Regions from separate parts of the Homo sapiens genome. Here region 1 is linked to region 2. A link is a loop called in an ENCODE intact Hi-C map of the cell type or tissue named here. Cell type or tissue: natural killer cell. All regions are shown on one strand. Each heading gives the region's core, and the rest is flanking DNA. Links, peaks and the distances in the headings are about the cores only.

What was found. A loop is a pair of places that touch in the nucleus more often than their neighbours do. Peaks named below come from ENCODE experiments on the same cell type or tissue, not always from the same donor. Only the 100,000 strongest peaks of a DNase experiment are listed, where the experiment ranks them.
Region 1: a loop joins it to region 2, with 9 times the contacts of the local background. A loop is called at or near these places in 2 of 110 quality-filtered maps.

Annotation. Positions count from the first base shown.
Region 1 is chr2:12,962,285-12,970,632 of GRCh38, forward strand. It overlaps LOC100506474 (a long non-coding RNA gene), which reads right to left. Exons shown (of 6, transcript NR_038434.1): 6 at 4,498-5,749. Among named protein-coding and RNA genes, the nearest start is that of MIR3125, 230 kb to the left of the region's middle. In natural killer cell, for the core only: no CTCF peak of the experiment used is centred there; a DNase peak (open chromatin) is centred at 3,337; H3K27ac peaks cover 672 bases.
Region 2 is chr2:12,705,340-12,713,687 of GRCh38, forward strand. It overlaps LOC124905974 (a long non-coding RNA gene), which reads right to left. Exons shown (of 2, transcript XR_007086222.1): 1 at 3,187-8,348. Among named protein-coding and RNA genes, the nearest start is that of TRIB2, 7.4 kb to the right of the region's middle. RefSeq lists a cis regulatory region at 336-815. In natural killer cell, for the core only: no CTCF peak of the experiment used is centred there; a DNase peak (open chromatin) is centred at 3,992; H3K27ac peaks cover 2,877 bases.

The DNA.
Region 1 (8,348 bases), core at 332-8,331, 260 kb after region 2:
ATCTTGCTAACACTTTAATCTTGAACTTCAGAATGTGACATAATGCCTCCCTGTTGTTTAAGCCACCCAGTCTATGGCATTTTGTTATGGAAGTCCTGAGAGAGGAATATACTCATCAAGCCGAATTGTTCCAAAGACATGGACTTAACCCACGTTTATCTTTGTTAATCCTTTAAGAACACTATCTAAACAATAGTAAAAGAGCATGTGGGAAGGACTGTAAGGGCAAAGAAAATGTGAGAGTAGGAAGGCAATTTCAGAAGGTATAAGGCAAATGAAGGAAGCCACATTTTAAGCTGGCAATTAAGAAAGCCCAGAAGCAAACACATTTACATTGCATAAATCTAAGAGATCCAGGGATTAGTGCTTCCAGGTGTGTCTAAAAAGGGGTAAAGATGGGACTATAAACAGGAGTGATTGTTCCTATATTTGAAAAGCATTTAGATATACATACTTTATCACACTTCCTGGATCCTGGTTACTTTTTTTCTCCCCAACCCTAGAATGTGGTTTGTTTTCTATAGAAGTAAAGCACAGTCTTGTACCTGGGGGACATAAGACACAGTTGAATAATATACAGATATCAGAGAGCTAGCTGAAGATTTAACAATGGTGGGACTTTTCACTTTTCTTTCTCTTGGACTATTAGCTATTAACCCAGACCAAGCCTTCAAGAAGATTTTAAGAGGCTTCCTGGGAATCTGAGCAACTCAACAGAAAAGAGCTAAAGTTTTTGACAATGGAGGATCCCCACAAAATGACCCAGTCAGATTATAATTTCAATCAGATTTCCTCATCTGAACCATGGTCTCCAGAAAATGAGTTTGGTGACCATTTTCTAAATTTCCCCATGGCGCGTTAGTGTATTATCAGTAATAATATTATTAGTGTATTGCTCATACAGTATATTCTAGTTTCATAGAAGAGAAATTAATTCATTATGTAGATAGACTCCTGAGGGAATTAGGAATTAATTTTCATAGAACATCTAGTTGAGAAGGCAGAGCAAGACCATGGTCAGACCAAACACCACACAACTTCCGTTCTGTTTTTTGGTGCCCTGATTTTAAACAGCAATCACCAGGAATCACCAGTCCTGAGAAATGCATTCAATATGAAATGAAGACAAAACCAACTGGTAAAAACTTAGTAACTTAGAGAAAACTGAAACTATGACTCCTTTCAGGGCAAAGAAAACATTTAAAAAATGAAGTTATTATCACCAGAGAAAATTTGTTTAAATGCTGTATTCATGAAACAGTGGTAGGTTGTTCTTAAAAGAAACTTTTAGAGAATTAAATAAAGCTTTGGAAATTAAAAACAAGATGGCAGAAATAAAAAACTTAAAAAAAGATTAATAAGAAGAAGCAGCTAAGTAATTAGAACAAAAAGTCAAAGTAGAAAATAGGAGGTGAGGATTAGAAAAGTACAGGAGGAATAGAGATTTCTCAACATCTGAATAACAGGAGCTTCAGAAAGAGAGACTGGAAAAACAGAGGCAAGGAAATCATCCGAGGAATAAATCAAGAGGTATTTTCAGAACTGAATAATAAGAATTTTCACAGGGCCCACCATGCACCCAGAAAAACAGATGAAAATACAGCCATAGGCTTTCCACAATATACATCATCTGAGATTTCAGGATTGATGGCAGAGAAGATAGGATAAGCTTCCATGCAGAAAAAAGTGGACTTCCAAAATTGGTACAAAAATCAAAATGTCATTGCTTCCTCATCAATAACATTGGAAGTTAAAATAAAGTGAAAAATGTATTTGACATTTTCAGAAGTTGATTTTCACCCTTGAATTTGATATTCAGGCAAATTATCAATTAAGTATGAGTATAGAGTAAAGACACTATCAGAAATCTAATTTCTGAACAATGTTACTCGTCACATCTCAGGAAGCTATCAGAGTATGGCCCTAAACCAAAATACCAGAATTGAAAATTTAAGAGTAGAAATATTAACATATTTTGAGGCTATAAAAGAAGCTATAAAAATAATATATTAAGAGTTAAAACTGAGTATCTCTGAGAACTAAAAATAATTGTTTTCAACGTTCTTTATTGAACTGTTCTACAATTTCAATTATATGCAAGTATAATTTTAATAAAAATAAAACTAATTTTACAAGTGGGTACGATAATGTAATTAAGATACCTTGCACATATTACTATATCTATAACTTCTACATTTTACCCAATTGTCCAAGTATTAATTAGGTGGAACCTTGAACAAGTCATTGTCCTTGCTAGGTTTGAGTTTACTAACTCAAGAAAAAAGTATTGACCTACATTACAATCCTTTTAAAAACCCCAGGAATTTATTAATCTACTTAATATTTACTAAGACTTCAGTGGAAAGTTATATGGATACTGTCTTTAAATATTGTTAAATTTTTACCCCCGATTTTAACTCTTTATCATAAGACTGATAATTTGGCAAGCAAATATAGCAAGCAGAATCTAAAATATATTTTCAACTTGTTATTTGATCAAGTGGAGTATTGAGAAAAATGTAACTTTCACATCTTCTCGCAATCTATAAAAGGTCAACATTACTACCTTTTCTTTCTCTTAGTAGTAGGAAGTACCCCAACTTTGTAGAAAGGGTATGGCCAAGGCTATCAACACAAAAGCATTCTCTCAAAATTTAGAAACTGAATACCATTTAAGAAGCTTGGCAATTTCACATCCATAAATCTGTTTCACAGTGCCTGGTCCACAGTGGACTTTCAGTGAATGCTAGTTTATAGAATCATAAAACCATGGCATGTAGTTTGGAGACATTTAGAAAGAAAGAAACTTCCGGAGAGCCATGGCTTCCATACTCTACTACCCAACTGAAAAAATGCTATTCCTAAAAAAGCATGTGCCTCTGCTTTAGTGTCCTTTGCCTATGGCCCCTCCCTCTCCCTCCCAGCCCTTCACTTCTCTGAACTGGTTCTTTGTCCTTGCAAGCAAATCAAAGGGAAATTGAAATTGATCTCAGGGATGATGGCTGGCTAGAGTTAGAAACAGGAGATCCTGTGAGTTCGGATAGTTTCTATGACCCCTCCTTCCCATCCACCGCGCCCCCCACCCCGCACACCCCACACCCAATTCAATTAATTTCAAGTTGAAACAGATTTATTTATACTTATATTTTCCAGAATATTCTTCTGAAATTTTCTTGATTTAGGCTAATTTCTAAGTGCTTTCCTCCTTTTTATTTTAAAAGAAACTTGAGACCCTGGTCTCTATTAAAAAGGAAGAAAGCATCATTGATGTCCATCTTCCCTCCAGCTACCCTGAATTTGAGCAGACTGCATGACTCATCTTTCCTAGAAATACAACAATGAGATCATCATGTCTGTTTCCTTCCTACTCTGAGTACAGTTGAATTGGTTTCCTCTGTGTTCAGAGATAATTTTTTTTTCTGAAAAGCCCTTTGCTTGTTAATACACAAGAGTTTAATTATATATTTAGAACACAGCATGGAAGAAAATGAGCAGTGATTAATACATTCTGTTTTTTCTTCAGGCAGCTCAATCTCTACTTCCAAAACTAAAATTGTATAAATCATAGAAGGAGATACATCTGCATTTTATTTTAACACCTCCTGTGATAAAGAACTCACCACTTCCACAGGAAGTTAATTCTGCTTTTAACAATTTCTTTAGATAATTTTTGCTTGCAGGGACCTAAAATCTGATGGCTTCTGACTTCAGCTTTTTTAGCTCTATCCCTGAAATTTACAGCCAAGGAGAATATTTCTGGCCCTTTTCCAGGTGATATATCTTCAGATATTTGCAGACAATTATCATATCACATGATCTGACCTACATGAAGTGTAAATTTCTTAGAACATGGTCTGCTTCACTTTAGATATTTAGTTGTACTGCCAGATTAACAATCTTGCCTGAATTAACAAACAAATTCAAATAACTGATCTACATTTCTGTAAATGACTATTTCATCAAATTGAAAATTTACTACTGCAGTAAAGCCAAATATCTGGACAAATAAGTTTTGCCTGAATTGCATGGAGAGTTTGGGATTGTTGTTATATAAACAGTATCTAGACCATATATGTTACAAAACTATAAGCAATTCTATATTTTTATTGTTTTTACCTTTCTTCATAAAAAGTATTGTCTAAATCAAGTTATTGCATCAATCCATATACAATTCAAATATGAAATTCTCATTCATTGATTTTTATATTATTTGTACACAAACAGAATGTAACAAAATGTATGATACTTATTTCTGTATTTCCAAGATATTAGTATTCAAATATCGTTCTACCAGTACATTCTCAGATTCTCTTTGAAATTGAAGTTGAATAGAATGCCAGATTTATCTCAGGTGCAAAAATATGGTTGTCAAATAAACAAACAAAAAGAACTAACACAAAACAGAGAATTAAGAAAATATCTCAGTAGCCCAAATAGCATTCCAGTTATAGACATCCATACATGAGAAAGCATAAAATGAAATGGAGTTATTAGATATTCAATCTGGAAAGAACTTTATTATTTCTCATAAAAGCTTAGGGGCAACATTAAGTACATTTTCAAAAAAATCTTGAGAGCACAGACTCATAATTTTGAAGCTCAAATAAGACTTCAGAGGTATATAAAGAGCACTGGACTAAGAGTCAAGATACCTTGGCTCAAGGTACAACTTTGCTATTTATTAGCTGGTCCTTGACATGACCAGGTTAGCAAGGTAGAAAGATTACAAAGGTTGGCATGAAGAAGGTAGGCTTGTATGAGTGATGGTGGATGATAACAAATCTGGGGAAATGAAATGAACTACAGACAGGACACATGCGATGTGCTTCAGAGTATGCAGCTTTTCCAATCAAGGAAAGCTTCGTGCAGGAGGCCAAACAGAACCTGAACGCTGCAGTATGACCTCAGGGACTCACATCACTTTCTGAAATATCTAACAAAAATCGCATTTCTGCTGTTGCACTCTGAATTCCTAGAACTTGTGCGTGAACCATTTCACTGCATTCATTTTCCCCATGTTATTCTTTAACCAGCCTTCTTTCTTGATCACATTCCTAGATCTGAGATGTTTTCCTTTCAGTCTTTTCGGCATAAGACCTAATTACATAGCTAGTTGTCCAGTAATGTCTGGGAAGAGAAAAACCTTAAGTTTGTCATCTCTCAGTAGGACACCCCGGCTAAAGCCTTCTGGACACAGCAAGGATATTGTCTTCTCTCTCTTATAATCCTGTTGTATCTTCCACACATAGCATAATCAGCTATAAAGTTTTCCAATTCTTCAAAATAATTACTACCACATTTCTCAGAGATTTTCCAAGATTTCCTCAAAATTGGGAAAGTATTGATTCAGCTCAGTATTGATTCAGTCTAGTATTGATTCAGCTTCACTTATCACTTTCAGTGGATGGGTGGTCTTCACATGTACTGGACAGGTCCTCACTTAAATAAGATTTAGCAGCTACAAATCCAGTTACTGCATCAATCCACGTACGATTTATCTGTAGGTGAGCTCACAGTCCAAATGTGGACTGCCAGAAGTTGGGCAAAATGGAACTTGGTTCATTCTGCAGAGTGGACCACTGGGAATTGTACTGAGAATTACCAGAGCTGCATATCCTCTATTCACTCCTCCAGCTACAGTCTCTGCTTTCCATTGTGGCCCAGGAGACAAACTTACATTCTACATTATCAGCTTCTTTGATCTCTTGGCTTAGAGTAGCTTCAGCCAATCAGAGAACCTAGAGGGACACTGAACAAGGGAAAAGAGAAGTCTGAGGGTTTATCCACACAACCCCTGTCCGCCTCAGGCCCATGGCTTGAAAGTAGCTACATCTCTGCCAACACTCAGATTCTGTGGGGCACCCTTCTCTCAGGGCTCCAGCACTCCAGGGTTCTGTAATTTTGCTTCCTCCTCTCTCCCTTCCAGGCCTACAGGCAGTAGCTGCTCCCCGCTATTGCCAGGCTCTGGAGCTAGGGTGTAGCTGTGCCTCATCGGTTCCCTTCACTCTGCTCATACCTCCATTAACAAGCCATTCATAAACACCCTTTCTCATACCTTTGAACTCTATCTATAGATACCACAATGGTAAGAAAGACTGGTGAACATTTTGGAGGCAAACACACACCTGATGTTTCTGCAATTATGTTGGATTCAGAGCAAGAATACCTAGACTCTGTTTCTAGTTCTGTCACTTACCGGCTTTGTGATCTCAGCAAAGTTAATTATTAGGTTGGTGCAAAAGTAATTGTGTTTTTTTGTCATTTTTTTAATGGCAAAAACCGCAATTACTTTTGCACCAATGTAATATCCCAGAGACTCAGCTTTATCATCTGTAAAATGGGAGTAATAAACTCTCAGCTTCATTGTATGAGTTAAATTATATAAAAACTTAATATAGCTGTCACTTTTTCCTGAATTCATGTGTCCTTTGGTTTTTGATAACATTTTCCAAATAACAAAGTAATATGAAAGATGTTCCTACTCTTTATTAGTCTCAGCCGCTCTCCAAGTATCCTCTGGGTTTGCTTTTCACTTTCTTTTCTTTCCTCTAAACCCTAAAGAATCCTGTACGCAACAACACCGTATCCAAACCCTGACCTAGTGGGCTCGATGTCTGCGTTTGTGAGGACCACTCAGGCTGGTAACTGCCCACGCTGGTAAAAACAGGTTTCCACATACCCCACTTGCCTTGTGCCCACCAATAAATCCTTTATTTATACTCACTTTTCTAAAATGCAATTAGTTGACGTGGACTGAGTGCCTTTTTGACTTTAAGACTTGCCTACCTATTTTCAGAGCTTTTAGAGGACTGCCTCTTCGGGCTGTCTCCAGGTTGGGCTACCAAGGGCCATGCTTGTAAGATTGCCATCCTGACTGCACTAGATTTTTCCCTTCGTATTTATTTGGAGAAATTGAGGGAAGAATATTCTTATGACTTCTCTTCACACAAACAAGGCAAGTGAAAGTGTAAACTGCAATATATGCTGGAAGTTGTTTGATAAAAATTCCTTTTATGACAATCCAGTTGGATGGGATGAGAGCAGGCTTTTCATCGTGAGACTGACTTGAATTGCTTTGGGACCTGAGTATCCTCAACCATTTGGAGTTCTGTTTTTCTCATTTGTAAGATGAAAATAATAATGTGTACTTTGATGAGGAAGTCACCAATAAGAGAGGACTTTGGGAGCGATAAATAAGACAATGTATGAGAAAGTAAGCTGTACAGGGTCACCTGGTAAGCACTCAGGATGTGTTCTGTTAAGTTTAATTTTTTTCTTTTTTTTGAGGCGGAATTTCACTCTTGTTGCCCAGGCTGGAGTGCAATGGCACAATCTCGGCTCACCACAAACTCCACCCCCCTTGGGTTCACATGATTCTCCTGCCTCAGTCTCCCAGGTAGCTGGGATTACAGGCATGCACCACCACGCCTGACTAATTTTGTATTTTGAGTAGAGACAGGGTTTTTCCATGTTGTTCAGGCTGGTCTCAAACTCCCAACCTCAGGTGATCTGCCTGCCTCAGCCTCCCAAAGTGCTGAGATTACAGGCCTGAGCCACTGTGCATGGACTATATTTATTAAAAGTTCATTTTTAGCCCCTTTTCTATATTTGCACAATTTCAACCAGGTTTCTAACCAGACACTTGTTTCTTGGCAGTTTGATATGTTTACTATGCATGAATAGTGACAAAATATATAAAAATTATCAATTATTTAAAAATGAATGATTTATTCAGAATTCATGTGCAGCCAAATATGAGTTTAGATGGTTACTTCCCATTTAGTAAGCCAGGTGAAGCTGTAATGATAATGAGAGTAGCAATAGCTGTTGCTTATAGAGAGCTTCCTCAGTGTCAGACATTGTTGTAAATACCACCTATATTTAACTCACAGAAACTTCATAACAAAGCTATGATATAGCTATTATTACTCCCATGACCAGATGAGAACATTGAGGCCGTGGAGAATGACTTGTCCAAGTGTTTTAGGCTGAAAAAGGGGCTGCTCCACCCAAAGATGTTCACATCCTAATCCCTTGAACCTCTGAATACGTTACTTTACTTAGCAAAAGGGACTTTGCAGATACAATTAACTTAAGAAAATTGAGTTGGGCAGCTTGTTTTAGATTATCCAGGTGGGCCAAATATAATCACAAGAGTCCTTATAAAGAGGGAGGCAAGAAGGTCAGAGTCAGGACTGTGTGTAATGATGAAAGAGAGGTCAGAGCGATGTGGGAACATGAGCCAAGGAATGTGGGCAGTCTCTAGAAGTTGGAAAAAGCAAGGAAAAATAATCTCTGCTAGAGCCTCCTGAAGGAACTAAGTCCTGCTGGCACCTCAGTTTTTAGTA
Region 2 (8,348 bases), core at 271-8,270:
AAGCTGCCATGTGTGGGCTGACCTATGGAGAGGCCCATGTGGTCAGGAACTGAGAGTGGTTTTCAGCCAACATCCAAGGAGAAAATGAAACCATCAGTTCAACAACTTTCAAGAATCTGAATCCTGCTAGTAACTATATGAGTGACCTTGGAAGCAGATCCTTCCCCTGTTGAGCCTTCAGATGAGAGCACGGGCCTGGCCTACACCTTGATTACATGCTTGTGAATGATTCTGAGGCAAAAGACTTAGCTAAGCTATGACTGGATTCCTGACCCAGAGAGATGATGATTTTTTTTAAGCCACTAAGTTTTGGGGGATAACATGTTATGTAGCAATACATAACTAATACAAGTGTATAAAAGAAGAATACAATTCAACTAGCTCAGCTTCCAGTCTACTGCACTTTCTACCACCCCATGTGATTTCTGGCTCATAAGGATCTTTCATCTAGAAGCCACGGGAGCATCTGGCTAGAGGAGTGAAGTCCTAGGGTTTTATTTCAATAACTACATGTTTTCATGGTCTGACTACAGCCTTGTGTTTGTTCTCTGCAGCTTCTGTCTCTACCTCAGACAGACCTAACTGCTGTTTCTTATCTCAGCAGACCTGTGTCTTCCTGCCTCCAGGGCTTGGCGCACTATCTTCTCTTAGAAACACTCTTCTATCTTGACCTGCTGATAGTCTACTCAAATTTCAAGGCCAGTTCAAAAGTGTTCCTTCCTTGTTTTCCTGGCTGGCAAGATTCTTCTTCTTCTCTGAATTTTCCATATATATATATGTATATATATAGAAGAATATATATATATATGTATATATATAGAAGAATATATATATATGTATATATATAGAATATATATATGTATATATATAGAATATATATATGTATATATATAGAATATATATGTATATATATAGAATATATATATGTATATATATAGAAGAAAATATATATGTATATATATAGAAGAATATATATATATATGGAAGAAGAATATATATATATGAATACATATATATTATATGTATTCATATATATACACACACACATATATACACACACACATATACACACACACATATGCACACACACACACACACACACACACATATATGCCCTACTCTGTGCCAAGGGGTATTCTCAAGGATAAAATGGCAAATAACATTCCCTGCCTTCATTTATTTTATATTTGATAATTAATTGTAGTATCTACTGTTGGCTTTGCAGTAGAATTACTTTATGCAAATATTATGTACCTCAACTCGATTATCAATTCTGAGGGCAATGATACACACAGCCCCTGTGATGTCTATAGTAACAGAGTCCCAAAGCAGAGTAACTGTTTGTTATGGACTGAACTGTGACCCACCACAAATTCTTATCACAAAACCCTAACCCCCAATATGATTATATTTTCGGAGATAGAGCCCTATAAGGAGGCAAGTAAGGTTAAAATAGATCGTAAGGGTGGTTCCTAATCCAATAGGACTGGTGTCCCCACAACAGGAGGAAGAAATACCAGGGATGCTCAGGCACTGAGAAAAAGACCCTAAGAGGACCTAGCAAGGAGGCAGCCATCTGTAAGCGAAGAACAGAGGCCTCAGGAGAAACCAAACCTGCTGAAACCTTGACCTTGGACTTCCGGCCTTAAGAACTGTGAGAAAATACATTTCTCTTTAAGCCCCCAGGCTGTGCCATGTTATTACGGCAGCAGAAGCAGAATAGTCCTGTCATTGACAAGACTGAGCCAAGTAGTGTAGTCGACTAAGTAGGTCCACAATAGCATGACAAAGCTATAGGCCAGAGGTATCCAATCTTTTGGCTTCCCTAGGCCACACTGGGAAACGAATTGTCTTGGGCCACACATAAAACATACTAAACTAATGATAGCTGATGAGCTTTTTAAAAAAGGTTTCATAATATTTTAAGGAAGTTTACAAATTTGTGTTGGGTTTCATTCAAAGCCATCCTGGGCCGCATGCAGCCCATGGGCCACGAGTTGGACAAGTTTGCTATAGGCCATGGGCTCAGACACATCTGAATTTCAATTTTGTCTCTACCCAACAAAAGTAACTCGTTCTTGTTGAATCTCAGTTTTTCTTGTCTATAAAATGGGGTTAATCCTCCCTGTATTTCACCGTTACCAAAAGGAAGATATGAGGTAGTGGTTGCAAAGTGCTTGTCATAAACTTAATGTAGAAAAATGTATTACCTCCTGGAACCTTCCTTCTTTGCTCCTCCCTAGGGAGTGAGATGGAATCAATAAGATGGCCAGGCCAGATATTTGGAGCCTGTGGCAAAAGTTAAATCCATCATACTGATTCACTCTATTTATTTAAAATCTTGATGGGTTTTTCATCAGAGTTTTTTGCCTTAATATTTATTTTTTAAAATATTGTATGAAAATATTTGTCTTGATTACTGATTTTTTTTTAGCTCCCCCTTTCAATTTTTGCACCTGAGACAAGTGCCTGGCTCTCCATACCCTAGTTGGGATCCTGGATACCTAACTAATCAAGAAAGCCTCCTTTGGCCCGAGCACAAAGCTAACCAGGATTCTTTCATAATATCACAAACTCCAAGAGTCCCTGTACCCCAGATGCTGGCAGGCTGTGGATGGAACACTTTGGTCTGCAATGCAGAATGATTCTCTCATCATCTGGGGACGTAGGGCTTTTCTTATAGCATCAGGGTAAAACTTTTTTCTTTTTTTTTTTTTTGTCTGAGATGACCTAGCAAGGGTCCCTGGTTGGAAGGGAGATGAGCTTCCTACAATGGGATGTTTTCCCAGTCTTATGTGTGCTTTGTCTGTTTCCCTGAGGAATTTTAGTGAACTTAGAGAAAAGGAACATGTTAGCAGCACGTGGGGCTGGCCTGGAAGAGAGGCTCTGCCAGGCCCTGATGAATCCCCATTTTCTGGCTGAGAATCCTTGCCATGCCTTCTGTATGTCATACCCGTATGTTGAGGTTTGTGCCTCTCCCATCAGGCTGAGAGCAGCCAGAAGACACGAGATCATAGCACATCCTTAACTTTCTTGCCTTGCACAGGCTCAGTGAGGAGAAAGAGGCAAGGGGAGAAAGAGAGAGGAGAGGGGAGGTGTTAATTAGGATTCTCCAGAATGACAGAACTATTAATAATAGGATATATGTATATATGAAAGGGAGTTTATTAAGGAGAATTGACTCACACTATCACAAGGTAAAGGAAGTCCCATGATAGATCCTCGGCAAGCTGAGGAGGTAGGAAACCAGTGGTGGCTCAGTCTGAGTCCAAAAGCCTCAGAAGTAGGGAAGCCTTCAGTCTGTGGCCAAAGGCCCGAGAGCCCCTGGCAAACCACTGGTGCAAGTCCAAGAGTCCAAAGGTTGAAGAACCTGCAGTCTGATGTCCAAGGGCAGGAAGCATCTAGCACGAGAGAATGATGAAGGACGGAAGACTCAGAAAACCAGCTTATTCCACCTTATTCTGTCTGCTTTGTTTTAGCCACGCGGGGCTGGCAGCCAATTGGATGGTGCCCACGTACATAGAGTGTGGGTCTTCCTCTCTCAGTCCACTGACTCAAATGTTAATCTCCTCTGGCACCCTCACAGACACACCCCAAAACAATACTTTTCCAGTTATCTAGGCATCCTTCAAACTAATCAAGTTGGCATCTAGTATTAACCATCACAGGAGGAGAAAGAGAAGTTTAACTAATGTGTTTATATTAATATTGGCCGTGGTGGTGGTAAGAGCCTACACTCACTGCCAACCAGACAGAAAGTGAGCACTTTACCTGTGGACCATCTAAACCTGACAATCACTCTATGAGGTCTGTACTATTATTGTGTCATTTTAAAGAAGCCAAAAGTAAGATTTAAGGATATTATAGAGTTTACCTAAGGCCATACAGCTACTGAACTTCAGAGGAAGTACTCAGGCAAATGCTTGGCCTATTTAATGATAGTTGGTTGACTTTTGCATTCAGCTTTTTTCTAGATGTGGTTTCCCCAGGGTCTGTCAGAGATCACACCTTGGAGTCACTGAGCAGCTGTGCCATTTAGAAAGCTGTTTACTTCCTGGAGTCAAAATCCTGTCTAACTCACATTTGTTAGTAAGCTCTTTTATTGAATCATGTGAAATTTGAATGATATCAAATTTCATATTGTCCAGAGTATAGAAATTATAGTTTTTAACTGCCTAAATGAAAAAATATGAAATCTGTTATTTGTCTACATTTTTGTATTTTATTAACCACAAAAGCAGGTGTAAATATTTGTAATGAGAATGTGGAGATATGGGTGAGCCAGATTGTTTATTCCATCCATAGTCTACTGAGTAGATTACTTTACATAGAGCTGAGACTCCATGCTACACTTGCTCTACTACAGTCCACCTGAGGATCCAGGACTCACAAATCAGAAACCACTATCCTACAGATGTCACCTTTTTGTTCAGACATGCTTTCCTGTTTAGCGATGGCTAATGTTGCATTCACATCAAATTCCATGCACAGGGCCCTGATGCATGATCCAAAAATTGTCTTAGATTTAGAATGCTATTTGGACACAGAAGGTAATAAAAAGTGGAGCAAAGGGGACAAAAGGAGAAAGTGCAGGGGGAGAGAACAGGGAGTGGCAGGAAGGAGAACTGTATCATACAAAGATTGCAGGATTTTCCACTAGAATGACCAGGTTTGTGTTCACGGGCTAGTAAATTCCTTGAGACGCAGGTTTCTTCTACTGAGGCTAATAACAAAACCTCTTTTAAGGAGTTGTTGTTTGGATTAAATAAGACAAAATGCATAAGGGTGTTTGTTAAATTGGCAAGCCTGGTACACATATTAATTCTCTTCAACCTTAATCTGAGTTCTCAGGGTCATCCAAGGCCAAGTTGATGATTGATTTGGTGCCCAAATTGGATGGAATCTCAATGCATCGGTGTTCAGATATTGGTCTACTTGTTACATGCCTGATTTTCCCACACTAAAGGTTATATTGTAAAAGCTGAAGGGAATCTTAAGTGATAATTTGATTTTGCCTATTTTCTTCATAAGGAAGGTATTATTATCTCCATTCCATCCAAGAGCAACGATGGTCAGGGAAGTTAAATACCATTCAAGGCCTCTGAAGCTTGTGAAACCAGGGGTGGTCTGGACCCAGGTCTGTCTGCTCCTTTGAGGTCTGTGTGCTAGGTGTGGGAACGCGCACTAGATTTACCAGAACACCCTTCAAATGGAATCATTTACAGTAACCTAGCACTCTACATAATATGTAAATTTGTAGCACTTCCTGGACTAGCTGCTTCATTTTACCTGTTTTTACTTTTTTTATTAGCTGCTCAGCAATACTTAACAGGACGGTAGGCAATTTGCAACACTCAGAAAATTCCCATATGTTGGGTTTCCCACCCTACTCTAAGAACAACAACAAAATTTTCTTGTATCTCATTTCACTTGTGAGCACACAAGAGCTATTTTCCTGTATGAGAAGAAGAGTTACAAAACCAGGGCCTAGAAAGAAGTGGTGCTAATATTACTATTTCTTCTGTATTTATACCCTGGTCTTTTCCCAGTGGACAATTTATCCAGAGACAAAAACACATCCCCAGCCTAGCCATGGTAAAGTAAGCAAGTGAGCAAACAAACAAGCAAAAAGGCATAGGTCACTCAAGTGGAAAGTCCTGCAATTTTTGTATGATACAGTTCTCCTTCCTGCCACTCCCTATTGTCTCCCCTGCACTTTCTCCTTGTGTCCCTTTTCCTCCTCTATGACCTACTGTGTCCAAATAGCATTCTAAATCGAAGACAATGATTGGATCATGCATTGGGGCCCTGTGAGTAGAATTGCATGTAAATACAACATCAACCACTGCAAAACAGGGAAGTACATCTGCATAAAAAGGTGACATCTAAAAGGTGACCTTTTAATAGGTACTACTAAAAAATACCTTGTAAATAAGCAGCTGCTTCTCCAACACGAGCTGTTAAAAAAATTGAGAATGGAAATCACCATTATGGAAGGATTTTACGTGGGCCATTCAATCCAAAGGTTCAGTCAACTCTAGAAAGCCTAATGACAAGTAATGTGATATAGTAAAAAATAATCATATAGTTTCAGAATAAACTTTTCTCCTGCCCCCTTTCTTCTCAATACACACATACACATACACACACATGCACATACACACACATGCACATACACACACATGCACATACACACACATGCACATACACACACATGCACATACACATGACCTCCAGGGCCACTGAGTAATGGGCTACCATGGAATAAATTAATTAGTCTCTCTGGGTCCTGTTTCCTCAATCCATAAAATGGAGTAATAATTCAAAGGGTTGTATAAGAACTAGAGAGAAAGAAAGTAGCTGGTCTAGCATTCAAAAGGCATAATTAAAATACAACTATTATTAAAGTTAGTAACAGAGAATATTCTCAAAGTGATGGGGCAATTTATGACAAGGAGTTAACACAGTCAACACGAGCCAAAGCATAGCAGCAAGTCACTGACTCCATCACCACCGAAATGCAGCTAGGCAGCATGACTATCTTCAAAGCAAAGGATCATGTGGATCACGTGGACCAGTGGCTGCAGCTATGAAGGTGTGCACCTCTTCCCTGAACCTCTTCCTTCTTCTCTACCTACACAAATGGATGACAGAACCTCTTCATAAGTTAGCAGAACATTCAAGGAAGGCAGCAAGGGAGTATGAAATTGAATGCAAAGTAATGTAACACTAACAGTAGAACTAAGGCAATGGTGAAGGACTCAGTTTAAGATATGGCACCTTCTAAAACATTACAGAGCAGGATGTATCCTGATTGGGTTTCCCATTCATGGATTGGTTAAATCTTGCATGAAGCAGTAAGTGGGAGCACTTATCTTCTTGGCTACCTTTACTGACTGACACTAGGCAATCTGTAGATTCCATCATCAGGAGTATCTAGATTGGAGCTCAGGCATTAACACCACAAACCTCTTCATTATTGTCCAAGCACAACCATGTCACCTGGATTTTGAACATGTCATTTAAAACCTGACACATCCACATAGCCAAATAAGAGAACTGGGGAATGTAACCTTGAACTGAGGGAGTGCAGCCAGGTGAAGGGAACATCCTGGAAAAGATTCCAGGGAAACATGGAGGCACCAAATACGCAGGAGGAAATGATCCAAGTCATAAACACAAAAGTAGGAGCCTGGAGTCCATGGGGTGATGAGCAGCTGGCCGGTAGGTAACCAAAAGTGAGAGACGAAGTTGTTGGGAAGTTCCTGAATTTCAGGCCAATGGGTTTATGTCTAAGGCTCTAACAGCTGCTTGGTCAGAATGCTTGTGTCCCCCCAGATTCACATGTTGAAACATAATCACCAACGTGATTGTATTAGGACATGAGGTCTTTGTGAGGTGATAGGTCATGAGGGCAGAGACCTCAAGAATAAGGTTAGTGTCCTTATAAAAGAGACCCCAGAGAGCTGTCCTGCCACTTCCACCACGTGAGAACAGTATGAAGGTGCCATCTATGAACCAGGACTCTGGCCCTTACCAGACACAAAACGGGCCGATGCCTCGACTTGGACTTTCCAGCTTCTAGAACTGTGAGAAATACATTTCTGTTGTTTATGTGCCACCAGCGTATATTTTATTATAGCAGCCCAAACAGACCAGGACAACTGCATTTTGCACAACTTCAGGGTTTCATTCACAGAGCTGTCAGTGAGAATGGAATGTTCTGGAGTTCAGCAGGCCACAGTCTGCGTGCACATCAGCATGACGTGAAACTCTCTACAACTTAAACTAGAAGTTTATCAAATAGTTTTGAGCCTACACATGACTTGCTGCCCGAGTTGAAACACGGGAAATGTTGTCACATATGGTAAAGGCCTTAAAGTGATATAGTAGTCTTATGGTTTCTTCTCCAAAAGCATTTATTATTATTTGATCAACACACACAGCACTTAGTTTAGGGCTTCACATTTAGCAGAGGCCCACTGTGTGTTTGTAAATGAATGAACTAATGAGCAATAAAGTGAATGAGTGAGTGAAGGAGCAGCTAAATATATTGCAGAATAAAGAATGTTCTAGAAAACATGCACAACATGTTACTGACCCAAGACAACTGGATTTGTCCTACTGCAGAGTAGACTGGTTTAAATATATCCCCTTGTAATTATATAATCCTTTTTTAATTGCCACATATTTTATTATTGTTGCATACTGTATAGGACCATTCTTATAACTATGTTTAACAACTCCCACACACCTTGCCAATACTGTAAACATGTTATCTATTACTATTACTTCATGTTAGATTGCTTTCTGTGGATGAATTCCAACAACAACAATAGTAAAATAGT